Linked DNA regions of Mus musculus: region 1 is linked to region 2. Evidence: chromatin loops called from intact Hi-C (ENCODE). Cell type or tissue: left cerebral cortex. All regions are shown on one strand. Links, peaks and the distances in the headings refer to the core of each region. The heading gives the core; the rest is flanking DNA.

Region 1 (7,829 bases), core at 1,637-6,636, 76 kb after region 2:
TTCTCAGACAGAGTGACAATGGAGCTTCTACCCGTGGCACACCCGGAATCATTCAAGTTCCCGGCGCACAGGGGGTGGGTACCAGGTGAAGTTTCACTGTCCTATAGAATCGCTGGTCGGTTTTAACCGCATCCTCCCTGTTCTTGATTACGGGGTTCCTCTTCAATAGTCCCCCTGTTCTAGAACGCGTCGGTTTGATAGAGCTCTCGAGAGCTGACAGGTTGAATGTGTTGTCCTCCAATAAAATAAACCCTCCCTCACCAGCTCAGGACCAACGAGCCAGGACCCAGAGTGACCCCTGTATTTGCTAGACTGGGGATCCAGATCGCCTGTTGTTCTCCCCTTTGTCCTGACCCCAAAGTCAAAACTGTAGAGGTGAACAGCCACCACCGGGGTTCTTGCAGTCTAGTCCAAAATGCTTCCATAGTATATTTTGATTTATGCCCTATGTTTTTCCCCTGTAAATTAAATTAACTAAAACATTTTGACAGGGAAACATCACTCCCCATCATGCAATTGCACCTTTCAAAATACCTTCTCTCCCCTGGGACCAAGTGTTTGAGATCCTAGTTTAAATGGCATTGGCAGAGCCTTTTCTTTAAGCTAGGGGTCTACATCCTCCAGGAGTCTTGTCAAAAGCTGTTACCTCTCTTCACTGGGGCCCCTCCTATCTAGGCTCTAAGCAATGGTCAAGAAAGCCTGATAAAATCCCTACGTTGTTCTTACACTTTCAAAGGCTTCGTGGACAGGGCTCCCCCTCGGCCCCTCCAGCCTTCCTTTCCTTCCACACGCTGCTCTCTCGCTCTGCAAAGTCTTCTTCAGTCATACTCAAGTAGATCCTAAGTAGGTGTTCTAATATCGCCATTGTCCTTAAAGATCCACAGTGAGAGGCAAAACCACATAAAATTGTATTTCAAGTTATTAGGAAGAAAAATCCTACAACTTCAGCACTTAACTCATTCTCTTGCTGAGGGAATCTGTTCATCTTGCCTCAGCTGATCACACTGACACAAGAAGCTAAGGAAAGTCAATAAATTCTAGGACAAAATAAAGAAAGAGTTGCACTGTGTTTATAATGCACTAGAAACTCAATGTATTCGTCATCTGTCATTCAATCAGTGACTGTCCTCTCTGCACCAGGAAGGCTCCCTAATCCCTTCTCCAAGCCACCATTCATTAGAAAGAACCATTCTTCTGGGAAGTGCAAGGCCAAATGTCACAAAAAGAGTAGGTTCCATGACCCTAGAGTTATGAAGGGGTTGTTGTTGTTGTTGTTGTTGTTGTTGTTTCCCTCTCTAAATAGCCCTGTCTGTCCTTGAACTCTGTAGACCAGGCTGGCCTCAATCACAGAGACCTGCCTGCTTCTGCCTCCTGAGTGTTGAGGTTAAGGTGTGCACCACTATACCCAGGTGACCCTAGAGTTTCAGTCTTTCTCTTGCTTTTAGCTTCCTCTCCTCTGATCCACCTTCCCGTTGCCCCATCCCAGACCCAAGCCTCTGTTCAGAACCTTGTCTACTTCTTCAGCCTCTTGGTGCACCAACCTGCACAGCTTCCAAGGATCCACTATACTCTACACATATATATCAATTCCCAGCAACCACATGGTGGCTCATAAGTATCTATAATGAGACCTGGTACCCTCTTCTGATCTGCAGGCAGGATGCTGTATAATAAATAAATAAATAAATAAATAAATAAATCTTTAAATTCTCTTCTTGATTCTCCAAATCCTCTCATTGAGAGCGCTCTCTTGTTAGTAACTCTGAGACAAACAACCCAATATCCAAGCCTCACATTGCCTCTAGTTCTAACCAGCACCATCATCGCCTTCCCATTTCAACCAGGAACTTATAGTGGACCCCCCCCCCCAAACAGACCTGCTTGTGATTTAGTGCAACTCGACTTACTGAGAGAAGGGCCATAAAGAGGATGAGAGAAGCAGAGAGCCAGGAGACTAGCCCAAGGAAAATTCCAGTCTTTGCCTGAGCCTGGGGGACTCTGGAATCTTTATTCCTTCTCAGTGTTTGTCCAGCTTTGAAACCCAGGGGCTGAGCTTTCAACCACTTATGGAATATGTGGCCACCATATATGGAAAACGCCTGGGAGATATGGATTCCTAGAGACATCAAGATGGAGATCCTTGTGTACCAAGGAAGGCTATAGGTACAAGCCAGAGAGAAAAGCACATAGAAGATGGCGTACAAAGAAGAGCAGATCGGAGAGACAAAAACATCTATGTGTGGATACAGGAAGAAAGCCTCCCTCTAGGAACCACAGAGGAGACCCTCACAGGACTCTGAGGTTGTCTTGACTGGACTTAGACCCAGGAGAAATAAGTATCGAAGCCCATGGTATTTTGTTACAGTAGCCCAGCCCAAGCTAACTGAGACACCAACTTGGGCCTCCTCTCCCTCCAGCTTACTGCTCTCAAATTACACTCTGCTTCTGCCCTCCCCTCTGCTACATCCTCCCTGCACCCCCTTGTCACTTCTGCATCCAGCTTAGATTTCATGTTCAACACTTCTCTTCAGCCAACTTTCTTTCCATTTTCTCCTATGTGACCATTAACCTTCACTGTCATCATAACTAGACTTAGAATCACCATACAAACCCATCTTGTCATTGAGGGTATTTTCATAAAAGTTTAACGAAGCAAGAAAACCCCACCCTGCGTGTGGGCAGCAGGGGCCTGAACTGAACAAATGGGAAAGAAACTGAGCAGAGGATACTTGTCTTGCAGCTTCCTGACGGTGGATACAATGTTAGCTGCCGCCTCAAGCTCCTGGCGCCAGGACCTCACTGTGAACTGTGGGCCAGGATAAAACCTTCCTTATTTAAGCTGCTTCTGTCGGGTAATTTGTTGCAGCCTATGAGAAAAGTAGTTAATAGATCCCGAACACCTAGAAGTGTACCTCTCAGAACTACTCTTACTCTCTGCTTTCTCTACAGCTGAGATGCTATTTCTGGGAAAATGGAATCTCCTTGGGGACTGCTGTCATTCTCAATCCACAGCCCCCTTCCTCATCTGGTCCTGTCCTGTTTCCCTTCTGCCACGATAAATATTATAAAGACACTAAAGCTAGCCTCACTATCAGTAGACACCATATAGACATAGACACTCGACAAGATACATATTTACAAAGGAATTCTCTGCAGAAAGTGTCAAATAGTACACCTAAACTGGACTTGGCTTCCAGCTATATATTTTAATGAATAAACTATGTTGAACAAGGTATGCCATTGCCTTTATTCCAAGTCTCTGAGATGGAGACTGAACCCTCCCTCCCTTCTGGAACATTCTGCTTTGCAAGCAGTCCTAGCTAACCCCGTTTCCCAGCCTGACTGCTCAGTGCTCCTGGCTCACAGCAGCCACTGAAACCACCTTCAGAAACACTTTTTCCATGGGGGGTGGGGGGAAGTATTTAGACACTTCTTCCTTCACTGTGCCTACGAAGCTGCAAAAATAAACAAGATCTGTCGTAGGGAGAAGACAGTTTGTACGAAACATCCTACAAGTCGGCTTTGCATTTGAGCATCACCTTCTGGTTAATCTCCCTTAGAAAAAAAAAGTTCCTCTAAATGCGCATCCGTGATGCCTACATCAGCACCATCTCTGTGATGCTCATGCAGCTATCAGAGGCGAGGGATGGGTGTGGGTTGCAGGAAGAGTACGACTAGAAGGGCTGTTGCCTCCAGTATTACTCACGAGGCTGAGGAGACAGTGACGTTGGAGGCGTACAAATCCATTCATCTGAAGAGTGTTAAGATAATAATAGCTCTGATTAGAGACGTCTTCAAGGAATCAAGAGACTTATTGAAAACGTAGACTAGATTCCCCGTAGTAAGACAGATCTGTGGATTCCCAGTAGCACCCATGTCTGGAGGATAAGCCGGCCTCTGCTTGAAGGCAAGAGTCAGCACTGCCTGGGCAATCTTGAGGCTGAAACAGCTCCTAGGGAATTTTCCACACCAGCTGCTGAACTCCTCATCCCATCCCCAAAAATATCCTCTCTTGCTAGCGATTCTTTATGCCAGAGAGTAAACTCTTTAGGAGGCCCCTTGACAGTGGGCCCTTTCATCTCTGTCTGGGTCTTGCATAATCCCAACCTCAACGCACATGCTATAAATGCCTTGGATAAAGTCCACAGAAGAAAATCATCAAAAGTTGATCAAGTGTCCCTTGGAGTCGAGGCACCAAGTGCACAGGGACAAGCAGCAGAGTCCCTGCTGCACAGGAGCTGAGCAGTTGGGGTAGAAGTAATCATATGTGGGGAGCAGAGGACAGTACCTTCACCTCCACCCCCACGCGACACAGCACTCATTCTCGGGCTCAGAGGTGACACATGCTGTCACGTGACTCCTCTAGAAAGCTGCCAAGATTCATGCAGCTCCTTATGCTCTTTAAGGGTAGGATGCCCAAAAGCAAGGGTAAACAGAAGTTTGCTCCAGTGACATTTTCAAGAGCCAAATCCTTTCTCGCCATAGATCCTTAGACTCAAGAGTTAATCAGGTGAAAGCTCTATGACTGGTCAGATAGATGCAACTGAGCAGCCAGAAGAAGCGTATTTACCTCCAAGGAACTATGAGATTTATTATTGGAAAATCTAAGTCAAATTAGATACGTAATAGTAGCATATAGTAGCATTAAGCCCTTGATATAGACTAAAAGAATTCCTGTCAGCTTCAGTGAATGTTAACTGCTGGTATGTGATCCTTCTAAATAACCCAGCCAGGGAAACCGCGAGATGAAAAGAGCCATTTTCATAGAAAGTAAAATCTAATCTTCGGATTCTCAGGTTTGAGCCAAGGGATAGAATATTTGCAGAAAATCCTAGCTTCATGTTTAATTCATCGGATAGTCTTAATTCAACTGGTGCTTCATTTCCTTGAAATTGCCTCTGAAGGGGTCATCTGAAGTAGTTCTGTGGTTATGGCGCCTCCGTCTCGTAGAGAAGAGAGGAAAGAGAAGCAGAGAGATTGCCATAAGCAATTAAAAGAGCAAATGACTCACCCTGGCGCTTGTGGAATTTGTGGGCAGAGCCAAGACTTCTTTGCCACTTAGAGAACTTTAATGGCCCTTCAGAGGCCAGTTACCCTTAAACCATCATACTGGGGAGGCAATCCACTCAACAGACATTTGCACCATGGGCACAAGGGTTTCATCCCACAGACAAATTCCAACATGCCCCACCACTAACTCACCGAGGACTTCCACTTGAGGCCCAGTTCTCATGTTTTCTACATCACACTACAAGTACAGGGTGGGTGGTTCCTTTCACCTTCACAGGGCATACGTATGTGACTCAATTTTCTTTTCTTTTTCATTCCTTTCTCTTTTTTTCTACTCCCCTTTCTTTTTTTTTTTTTTTAAGGATGTGGTCTCATGCACCCAAACTGGCCTCAAACCACTAATACCCAAGGATGGCCTTGAGCATTCACCCTCTTGTCTCCAGCTCCTTTGCAGACCTGCGCTGCTACCCACAGCTGGGTTATGTGGTAGTGCAGATCGAACTAAAGGCTTCATGGGAGCTATCCACACTCTATAGCTTCAACCCATAATGCAATTTCTATAAACCTGGCATTTGATGAGAACCTACTACATACTTGGCATTCTGAGATGTGCTAAAATAATTTAGTAAATGCATTATTATCACCAGAGCTGGTGGCTAAAATCCACCATTTTAGCCATTTAAAAATGACCATTCAAGGTGAGCTTCCATATACAGCAAGCAAAAATGCAGGGCAACCAGTTAAATTTGTGTTTTAGATTAATAATCACAACAAAATTTCAAGTGTAGGCCAAATACTACCTGAAACAGACTTTTCCAGATTTTCTTTTGCAATTCAAATTTCACTGGATAGCTGGTATGTTGTCTGCCAACGCTAAGTTAAGGACCAGAGAGAAGCACAGCTATTAACCATCCACAACGCACAAGCCGAGACTGATCCTAGAAGTACTATGCACAGCACTATGGTTTGATGTGTTCCCAGAGTCTGTGTGCTAGAAACCTGGTGGCCAGTGTGTCAGTGCTGAAAAGTAGGACCAGTAAAGGGTGACGGGCCGGGGAAAGTGACTCAGTGGCAGGCCATGTGCTTAGCATGGATGAAGCTTTAGATTCAGTCCCCACAGCAAACCCCCAAAAGTAATCCAACCAGGCAAGCTCTGCCCTCATAAGTGGGCTAACTTCACTGTGCAGGGAGTAGGCTTATTTCTAAGAGTGGGTTTGCTGCAAAAGCAGGTTTGGTTGAATTGACATATTTAAACAAATGTCATTAGACCATTACAATTTTAAGTATAAAGTACCTCTATTGACTAAATTGATTCTTCTACAGTAAACGTGACCCTTCTAATGACTAATGAGGAAACAATACACATTAGGATTATTAGCAGCCAATACACTATCCCAAGTGCTCAATCTCTTAGTCTTGGCTTATTTGCATATGCATGAGTTGCCTAAAATGCAATGACTACCTCTTTAAAAACCAGCAATAAAAGTAAATAGCTAGGGTCTCCCTCCTCCTCCCCCTCCCCCTCTCCTCTCTTTCCCTCTCCCTCTTTCCCTTTTTTTCTTCCCCTCTCCCCTCTCCCTCTCTCCTCTCCCTCTTCTCTCTCCCTCTCCCCTCCCTCTCATATTTCACCATGGATGACACAGCAGGAAGACCCCAGATGCCAGCGTCTTCTTGTTTCTTATTAGAAATAGATTTCTTTTACATATAATATATTCTAATTATGGATCACTCCCCCAACTCGTCCCAGATCCTCACCCACCCAAATCCACACCCTTTCTATCTCTCTACCATTAGAATACAGAGTTCTAAAATAATAATAGTGATAATAAGATAAAATAAAGACAAACAAATCAGAATAGGACAATACAAACAAACAGGAAAAAAGAAACAGGTCAAAGAGAACGCATAAGAAACACGTACAAACACAGAGATACACACATTGATCTTGATTTTAGACTTCCTGGCTTCCGTGACTGTGAGAAATAAATTTCTTCTTTTTAATAAAAATTGAGTTTGTGGTATTTTGTTGTAGCAGCAGAAAATATACTAAGACATTGAGTGCCAATCATAAAAATATGTAAGAATGAGCAAGCTTCTACCAGGCCTGCCTTTATCAAAATATCTAAGACCTCCATGTTACCAATTCCTAGGACCACTATCATGGCCTCTCATGACTCTGCTCTCAGTTGTATCCATCTAGGACAATGCCTGCCTCTTGCTGAGTCATGATGGCACAAACCTTTAATCACAGCACTCAGGAGGCAGAGGCAGACAGATCTCTGTGAGTCTGGTCTACAGAACTAGTTCCTAGACTGTCAGGGCTACACAGGAAAACCCTGTCTCAAAAAACCAAAACACTAAAGCAAAAAGCATGGCCTTTCCCATGACTCCAAGATTTGGAAACAGGGTCTCTGCCTCCTTTTCTCATCTTCTCCCCCAGCTCTCCATCTCTCCCTCTGTGCCCCAGGCTTCGTGCAATTTATACTCTTTCCTGTCTGGGTAGGGATCCCCCCAGCCATTCATGAATAGCTCCTTCCTTCCTTTTGGGTCTCCATTTAAACGTTGCTACATCAGAGAGGTCCTTTCCAACCGCTTTAAATAACTGCATTAATGTTGTGTTAACATGACTGGGTCACACGGTGCTCAGATATCCCTGCAAACATTATTCTGGGTGTTTCTGTGAAAATGCTTGTTTTTAGATGAAATTAACATCTAAATCAGTGGTCTGAGTAAAGGGTTAGTTCGTCCTCCCTGACAGGGTGGCCCTCATCTTGTCAGTTGGAGGACTCAGAACCAGGTGGCTGGGCTCTCTTAAGTAA
Region 2 (7,829 bases), core at 1,203-6,202:
TGAGAGATGGCTCAGCAGTTAAGAGAACTCATTGCTCTTTGATTCACAGCTCCAACATGGTAGCGCACAGTCCTCTTTAGCTCCAGTCCCAGGGGGATCTAATGGCTCCTGTGGATACCAGGCACGAAGATATGAGTGCAGACAAAACATCCATGTGCCTAAAATGATTTTAAAATTTTTTTGTCAATATGATCTTTCCATGAAATCTGGCTGATGTGGTTTTCTGACGCTTAATCATGAACTTTAATAATCTGAATCTAAGACATTGCTAGAAGTACAAAAGCTAAAAATGTGTGATCACTGCAGGGTAGAGAAACTGAGGGGGAAAGGGCCTGGTGAGGCAGGAGAATGATAAGCAAGGAAGTAGTTCCAGAAATGAACATAGGAAAGGTGCCAGCAACTGGAAGAGCAGACACACCTACTGGGTCGCTTGCACTTTACACTCGCTACTTTTCTGTTGCCATGGCAAAATGCTATGACCAAGGCAACTTAAGGAAGAAAGAATCTGTATCAGCTTAGAGTTTCAGGGGGAGGAAAGTCCATCGTAAAGGGATAGCATAGCAGCAATCGGCAGGAGTATGAAACTAGGAGCCAAACACGCCACGCCCAATGAGCCAACTGGAAGTGATGCGGAGAGTTTGAAGACGCATCCCAAGGGACACACTCCCTCTAGCAAAGCTTCCCCACATTGTGCCACCAGCTGGGGACCAAGTGTTCAAATTCTCATTCAAGACACCAAAGGCTTTGTTCAAGCCAGGGAGCATGCCCCCAACAGTTTGCAAACTTGCAAGAGGCGAGTACTAACTTAAGAGCCCATAAAAGATCACGTGGGCCCAGATTCACCCCTTTTCCCCTTTGCCCTCTTAGTGCCAGGCCACAGGATGCTCGACATGCCTCCAGGCTCCTCTGATCTCCCTCTTCATCACCTGTGGCCCATGTGTCTACAAAAGTCATTTAAAAGAGACACAACAACCAGGACGCTCTGGCCCCTGCACACTAGACTCACGCTTGTTCCTGTAGCAATGGGTCAGGAAAGGATTCCTGAACCCCAGAGCCTAGACTGCATCACCAGCTAAGGTGTAAAGGCTGCCTGCACAGAGACAATATCCCTTTTATTAAAATATGTCCCTGATAAGAATATTGAAACATCAATAGGCCATGCTTAAGACTGTATAGGCACTCCTATCTCCTATCTCCAAGCTCCAAGCTCTATGCCAATAAATGTCACTGTCACACACACACATTTATAGTAAAAATCATACCTTTACTTCCCTGGACAACCCTCAAGATGCATGGTTTTGTCAGACTTCAATCCTATCCAAGACATTTCTGGAGCCACTATACACGTGTGTGTGAGCACGTGCACACACATTCCATGGCACATAAATACAGTTTGTAATAAGCACTATGGGTTTAACTTTAGAGGAAACAAAAGTGTGTGTATAATGCTTCTAAGACACTTAAGCATGGCTCCTGTAAGAAGCCCACATTCACACGAGTGTGTGCTATCTCTTCCATGAGTGCCTGGTTACTACCGTGCTTCAAAGCTATGTAACATCTCCTCTTAGTAACTCCACTCTGCTTCTTGTGAACTCATCCAAGAATTCTTTTCTGTAGACAGACTAAGAATCCAGCTTCACTTCAGATTAGGCCTCTGAAAAGAATTCCTCAGGATGCCTCAGTCCCCGCTACGCTGCCATGGCTGTGTACATTAAATAAAGAACGAAAGCAGGCAGGAAGGGATACACGCCCATTTTCTAGGCAGGAGACAATCCCATCAATTCCAAAAACCATCTGACGGCAGTTCATGGAAGCAAGTGTCCGATATTTATGTAGCCATCTGGACAAGTCTCTTCCCCTCTTCCTTGAGGAAAAGGTTGACGAGCCTCCAAAGGCTTAGCAGGCAAGAGACCCACTCCAATCTCATAGCAGAGTCAACAGGCAAAGAGGGACTGAGACTTGATTAAAGAGCAGCAGAGGCAAGAAGCAATGTCAGGATGGATGCCAAGGAAGCAGTACTAACCCTGCAAGCACACCATATGGCATTTATATGCCATGCACTTCATTCTAAATGTTGCTATTTGCTTTCCTCTTCACTCTCGGTGCCAACTCTGTTACGGTACTTAGTAAAATTCTTTTCTTTTTCTTTTTCAAGAAAGCACACCAAAGCTTCTTGCACCCTATTTTTAAAATCACATAGCAGTTCCTTTTCCTTTTTAAAAATGGATGATGCATATCCCTGCTTCTAATTGTCTGAATTAATCTACAAAGCAGCATCAGCTCTAGAAGGGAAAGGCCCATGGAATGCAAACACACACACACACACACATACACACACACACTTGTGCCCAGTCAGTAGATCCAGGAGTAGATTGGTAGACAGCTCAACCCCAATGGTAACAATTCCCGATCCGTTTCTTCTAACCACATCCTAGGCTCATGCGGGAGAATGGTTGCTGTTGCTCACAGCCAAATACCCTTCTGCCACAAAATGTGGAAAGAAACAAATGGAACATCACTAAGTAGAGAAACGGTGGAAACTGCAAGGGAGCCCTGGGAATGCAGCCTTGGACCTCAGCAAACAAAATTGCAATGTGTCCTGTATTTAAGGCACAACAAAAGCACAGACAAGCGGAGAGGCAAATTGGCCGGTGGTTAAAGTGAATGTCTATGTTTTTTCACCCCAGAATCTCTTTAAGGTAGTAGGGTTTCTGCATAGACGGTTGGAAACAGTGAAGGACAGGTGAGTTTGCAGAATGCGAGGTCAGGGAATGGAGCACCTGAGAAGACAACCAACTCTAACGACCAGCCAGTTATATGTACCTTTCTCCCCATACTTGCCTTCCCAAAGAGTTCTCTGAATCAAGGCTCACACGGTTTCTCCTCCCAGAGCAATGGCTGACCACTGCAATTCTGTCGAAGGCATAAGCCCTGCTGCCTGCCAGTCTATTTCCTTCTGTTATGGTCCCTTCTGTGGCTCCCCCTACATCAGCGGTTCTCAACCTTCGCAAGGCTGTGACCTTTTAATACAGTTCCTCATGTTGTGATGACACCCTGCCCCGACCATAGAGTTATTTTCGTTGCCATTTCATGACTGTAATTTTGCTACTGTTGTGAATTGTGGTGTATATACCTGTGTTTTCAGAACGTAATTACTACCACTGAACTGGACACTTGAGAATGGTTGGGGTGGTTTGCCTCATGCTCTGTTACATCACTACAATAAAATAATAAAATTGATATTTAACTAGTACCTTAGATATTTTCAAGATTATTTTCATTTTTAACTGGCTACATGTGTACGTGCACATGTATGCAGTGCCTGTGGCAGCCAGAAGAGGGCGCCAGATTCCTCTCAAACTGGAGTTCATAACTGGTTTTAAGTCACTCAACATGGGAGCTGGGAACTTAATTCTGCCAGGCCCTCTGCAAGGGCAGTATGTGCTCTTAACCAGTGAGCCAGCTCTCAGAAGAGCACCCCTCCCAGGATAGTTTTATTGGGAAAGAAAACCTCAGCATAAGGGTTTCTATGGCCAAAAAGAGATGGGGCTATACAGTCAGCAAGGTGACAAAGGCGCTTCCTACCAAACCAGGCATACTGAGTTCTATCCCCAATATTTACAGGGTTGAAAGAGAAAAAAACAACAGTGCAAATTAGCCTCTTATCTCCATGTGAGCATGTGCAGGAGTGCACGTACACACACACACACACACACACACACACACACACTACATATATATATATATATATATATATATATATATATATATATATATATATATATAATTTTTAAAATGTTAACTTTATGAGGAAAAAATACCAGAATGAAACAAAAGCAGAGCACTGGTTTTAAAAGCCAGTGTGCTCAGCTTTTATGGTATGAAAATCCCTCCTGAATGTTAAAAAAAAAATCATAGATTCCCACAAAACATAAGTTTTGATACCAGCTGATGATATGTTTTTAAGTGATGCTGACGAATGTTCTATTTATAACTGAAAAGAGGTAGTACAATGCAAAGGAGATGTTGTTTACCAGGCAATGCTTGATGCACAAGAGAACTCTAGTTATTGAAAACAGCACCCCAGGCCCCTGGGGACCCACCACGCATAAGTGGAGAACTACAGCTTCATACTAATAAGAGTCTAAACCTCAGTAGAAGCTCTCCAAGGCATGGCCAAAGCCACTACGTAAACCATGCTGTGGTGCACAAGCGCAGCCCTTCTCAGGATGTCAGAGCAGAGCATTGCCCCAGAAATACAAAGTGTTTCCTCCACAGGGCACTGGTGTCCCAGGCTGGACTCAGCTCAAGTGAACAGCACTCCAGAGCTTAGGGAGATAGTCAAGACAGTGCTTGCTCAACAGCCTGGGAGCGAGAGTTCAGAGCCCTAGCACCCACATAAAAGCAGAGTGTGGTGGGGCGCACCTGTCACCCCAATGCTTAGGAGGCAAAGGTGGGAGGAAAGGGGAATCCCAGGGGCTGCTGGTCAAGTGGATTGACAAACTCTAGGTTCTAGAGAACCAGTGCCAAAACATTAAGGTAGATGGTGATTGTAAAAGAAACCAAAGGTGACCTCTGACCCCCACGCACTCACGCTCACATGTACTAGTGCACGCCTGCACGTGCGCATGCTCGCACATGCACCCACACAGGCACAGACAGACAGGGACATAAACACACTGTAGTGGCTATTCCTGGTTGTCAACTTGACAATATTTGGAATGAACTACAATCCAGAATTGGAAGGCTCACCAGTGACCCTTATCTGGAGGCTTGGAGATCCTTATCTGGATCTTGGTTTGAAGATCTTGAGCCATAGTGGCTATGGATTCCAGAAGATTGAATCTCCGAGTTTAAGGAACACACCTTTAATCTGGGCTACACCTTTCATCTGGGATTAAAGGTGTGGCGGAACACACCTTTAATCTGAGCTACACCTTCTGCTGGAGACAATATATATATAAGGACATTGGAAGAAGGGAGTCTAGCTCTTGGTCTTGCTCCTTCGCCTGCTTGCTGCGTGAGACTGAATAACTGCTAGATCCTTGGACTTCCATTCACAGCTGCGACTGAACAATTGTTGGGAATTGGGCTGCCAACTGTAAGTCATCAATAAATTCCTTTACTATCTAGAGACTATCCATAAGTTCTGTGACTCTAGAGAACCCTGACTAATATAGAAGTTGGTACCAGGAGTGGTTCTAGAGTAACAGAAGTACAAGGATGAATCTTTTAAAATACTGGAATTGGCTTGTTGATCCACCAGCACTTTCAACTATCGAAACCTCTCCAGATTCTCTCCCTCCTGGGAGCTCAGAGAATTTTGAAGACCCATGGTTGAAACTATATTCCGAACTTAAAGAAGCTAATGCCCTTGATTTTCTTAATGAATTAGGTGATTCAGTGCACAAAGCTTTCTACAAGATGGGGAAAAAATCGGAAAATGATTTTACTGGCTGGCTGCTCTTAGTATCTGTGGAAAAAATGATGAATGAAAGGAAGGAGTTGTGTGATAAAATAGAAAGGCTCCAGACACAAGTAAACGATCTAAAAGTTGCTAAGTGTGTCCTTGAGGAGAATCTTCTCTCTTGTAGCAATAGAGCTCAAGTTGCAGAAAATCAAACAGAAACTCTCATTGTAAGGTTGGCTGAACTACAGCGAAAATTCAAGTCTCAGCCTCAGAGTGTGTCGACAGTTAAAGTAAGGGCTCTAATTGGCAAAGAATGGGATCCTACAACATGGGACGGGGATGTGTGGGAAGACCATGTTGAAGCTGAGAATTTTGAATCTTCAGATTCTCAAGGGTTTGCCCCACCTGAGGAAGTAGTACCCTCAGCCCCACCCCTTGAAATAATGCCTTCCCCACATGAGGAAATTAATTTTGCAGAGTCTGATAAACCAGCAATGACTTTCACTACTGATGTTTCTCAAGGCCCACCAATAGTTTCTTCTAGACCTGTAACCAGACTCAAAGCAAAACAGGCTCCTAGAGGGGAGGTAGAAAGTGTAGTCCATGAGGAAATTCGCTACACTACTAAGGAGCTTAATGAGTTTGCTAATTCATTCAAGCAGAAACCTGGTGAATATGTGTGGGAATGGATTTTAAGGGTGTGGGATAAGGGTGGAAGGAACATAAAACTAGAGCAGGCTGAGTTTATTGACATGGGTCCTCTGAGTAGAGATTCTAGGTTTAATACGGAAGCTCGCATAGTTAAAAAAGGTGTCAAAAGTTTGTTTGAATGGTTGGCTGAGGTGTTTATCAAAAGATGGCCTACTGGAAATGACTTGGAGATGCCTGATATTCCGTGGCTTAGTGTTGATGAAGGGATTTTAAGACTTAGGGAAATTGCAATGCTAGAGTGGATATATTGTGTAAAGCATAATTGTCCACAATGGGAAGGTCCAGAAGATATGCCTTTCACCAGCTCTATAAGACGCAAATTGGTGAGAGGGGCACCAGCACATTTGAAGGGTTTTGTTCTTTCCCTTTTCCTTGTGCCAGATCTTAGCATTGGAGATGCTTCTGCTCAATTAGATGAATTAAATTCACTGGGTTTAGTTGGATTCCGAGGTAACAAGGGCCAGGTGGCAGCATTGAATCGCCGGAGACAAGGTGATTCTAGTTATTATAATGGACAGCGTAGACAAAAGAATGTTTATAATAACATACCCAGTAATGGTCAGCACAGGAGAGGTGAAATTTATAATGGCATGACTCGGTTGGACCTTTGGTACTGGCTAACCAATCATGGTGTTTCCAGGAATGAAATACACAGGAAGCCTACTGCATATTTGTTTGATCTGTATAAGCAGAAAAATTCTCAAACAAATGAAAGAAAGGCTACATTAGATCGTGGTAAACAGCCAAATGAAAGAAAGGCTACATTAGATCATGGTAAACAGCAATCTCGGCCAGTGAATCAATTTCCAGACTTGAGACAGTTTGCAGATCCAGAACCCCTTGAATGAAGGGGTGGCCAGGTTCCGCTGAGGAAGGATCTTGATAAGACACCCAAAGGTTTTGCTGCTACCCTTTCTCCAGTTCTTCCCCAGAGGGACCTACGGCCTTTTACAAGGGTAACTGTACACTGGGGAAAAGGAAATAATCAGACTTTTCGGGGTCTGCTGGATACTGGTTCTGAGTTGACACTGATCCCAGGGGATCCCAAGAAACATTGTGGCCCTCCAGTTAAAGTAGGGGCTTATGGAGGGCAGGTGATTAATGGAGTTTTGACTGATGTCCGACTCACAGTAGGTCCAGTAGGTCCCCGGACACATCCTGTGGTGATTTCCCCAGTTCCAGAATGTATAATTGGGATAGATATACTCAGAAATTGGCAGAATTCTCATATTGGTTCCCTGAACTGTAGAGTGAGGGCTATTATGGTTGGAAAGGCCAAATGGAAGCCTTTAGAGTTGCCTCTGCCAAAGAAAATAGTGAATCAAAAACAGTATCGTATTCCTGGAGGCATTGCAGAAATTACTGCCACTATCAAGGACTTGAAAGATGCAGGGGTGGTGGTTCCCACCGCATCTCCGTTTAACTCTCCTATCTGGCCAGTGCAGAAAACAGATGGATCATGGAGAATGACAGTTGATTATCGAAAACTAAATCAGGTAGTAACTCCAATTGCAGCTGCTGTACCAGATGTAGTTTCCTTACTTGAGCAAATTAACACATCTCCTGGCACCTGGTATGCGGCTATTGATCTGGCAAATGCCTTCTTCTCAGTACCTGTCCATAAGGACCACCAGAAGCAATTTGCTTTCAGTTGGCAAGGCCAACAGTATACCTTCACAGTTTTGCCTCAAGGATATATTAACTCTCC

Evidence for each region. A loop is a pair of places that touch in the nucleus more often than their neighbours do. Peaks named below come from ENCODE experiments on the same cell type or tissue, not always from the same donor. Only the 100,000 strongest peaks of a DNase experiment are listed, where the experiment ranks them.
Region 1: it touches region 2 in a loop (4-fold over the local background); 1 of 42 quality-filtered maps calls a loop at or near these places.

Annotation. Positions count from the first base shown.
Region 1 is chr12:98,531,904-98,539,732 of GRCm38, forward strand. The region is part of intron 1 of Kcnk10 (potassium channel, subfamily K, member 10); the gene reads right to left. Among named protein-coding and RNA genes, the nearest start is that of Gm40893, 12 kb to the left of the region's middle. In left cerebral cortex, for the core only: no CTCF peak of the experiment used is centred there; DNase peaks (open chromatin) are centred at 3,672, 3,899, 4,302 and 4,832; H3K27ac peaks cover 911 bases.
Region 2 is chr12:98,456,748-98,464,576 of GRCm38, forward strand. The region is part of intron 4 of Kcnk10 (potassium channel, subfamily K, member 10); the gene reads right to left. Among named protein-coding and RNA genes, the nearest start is that of Gm40893, 63 kb to the right of the region's middle. In left cerebral cortex, for the core only: a CTCF peak has its summit at 3,321 (motif pointing right); DNase peaks (open chromatin) are centred at 2,052 and 3,337; H3K27ac peaks cover 329 bases.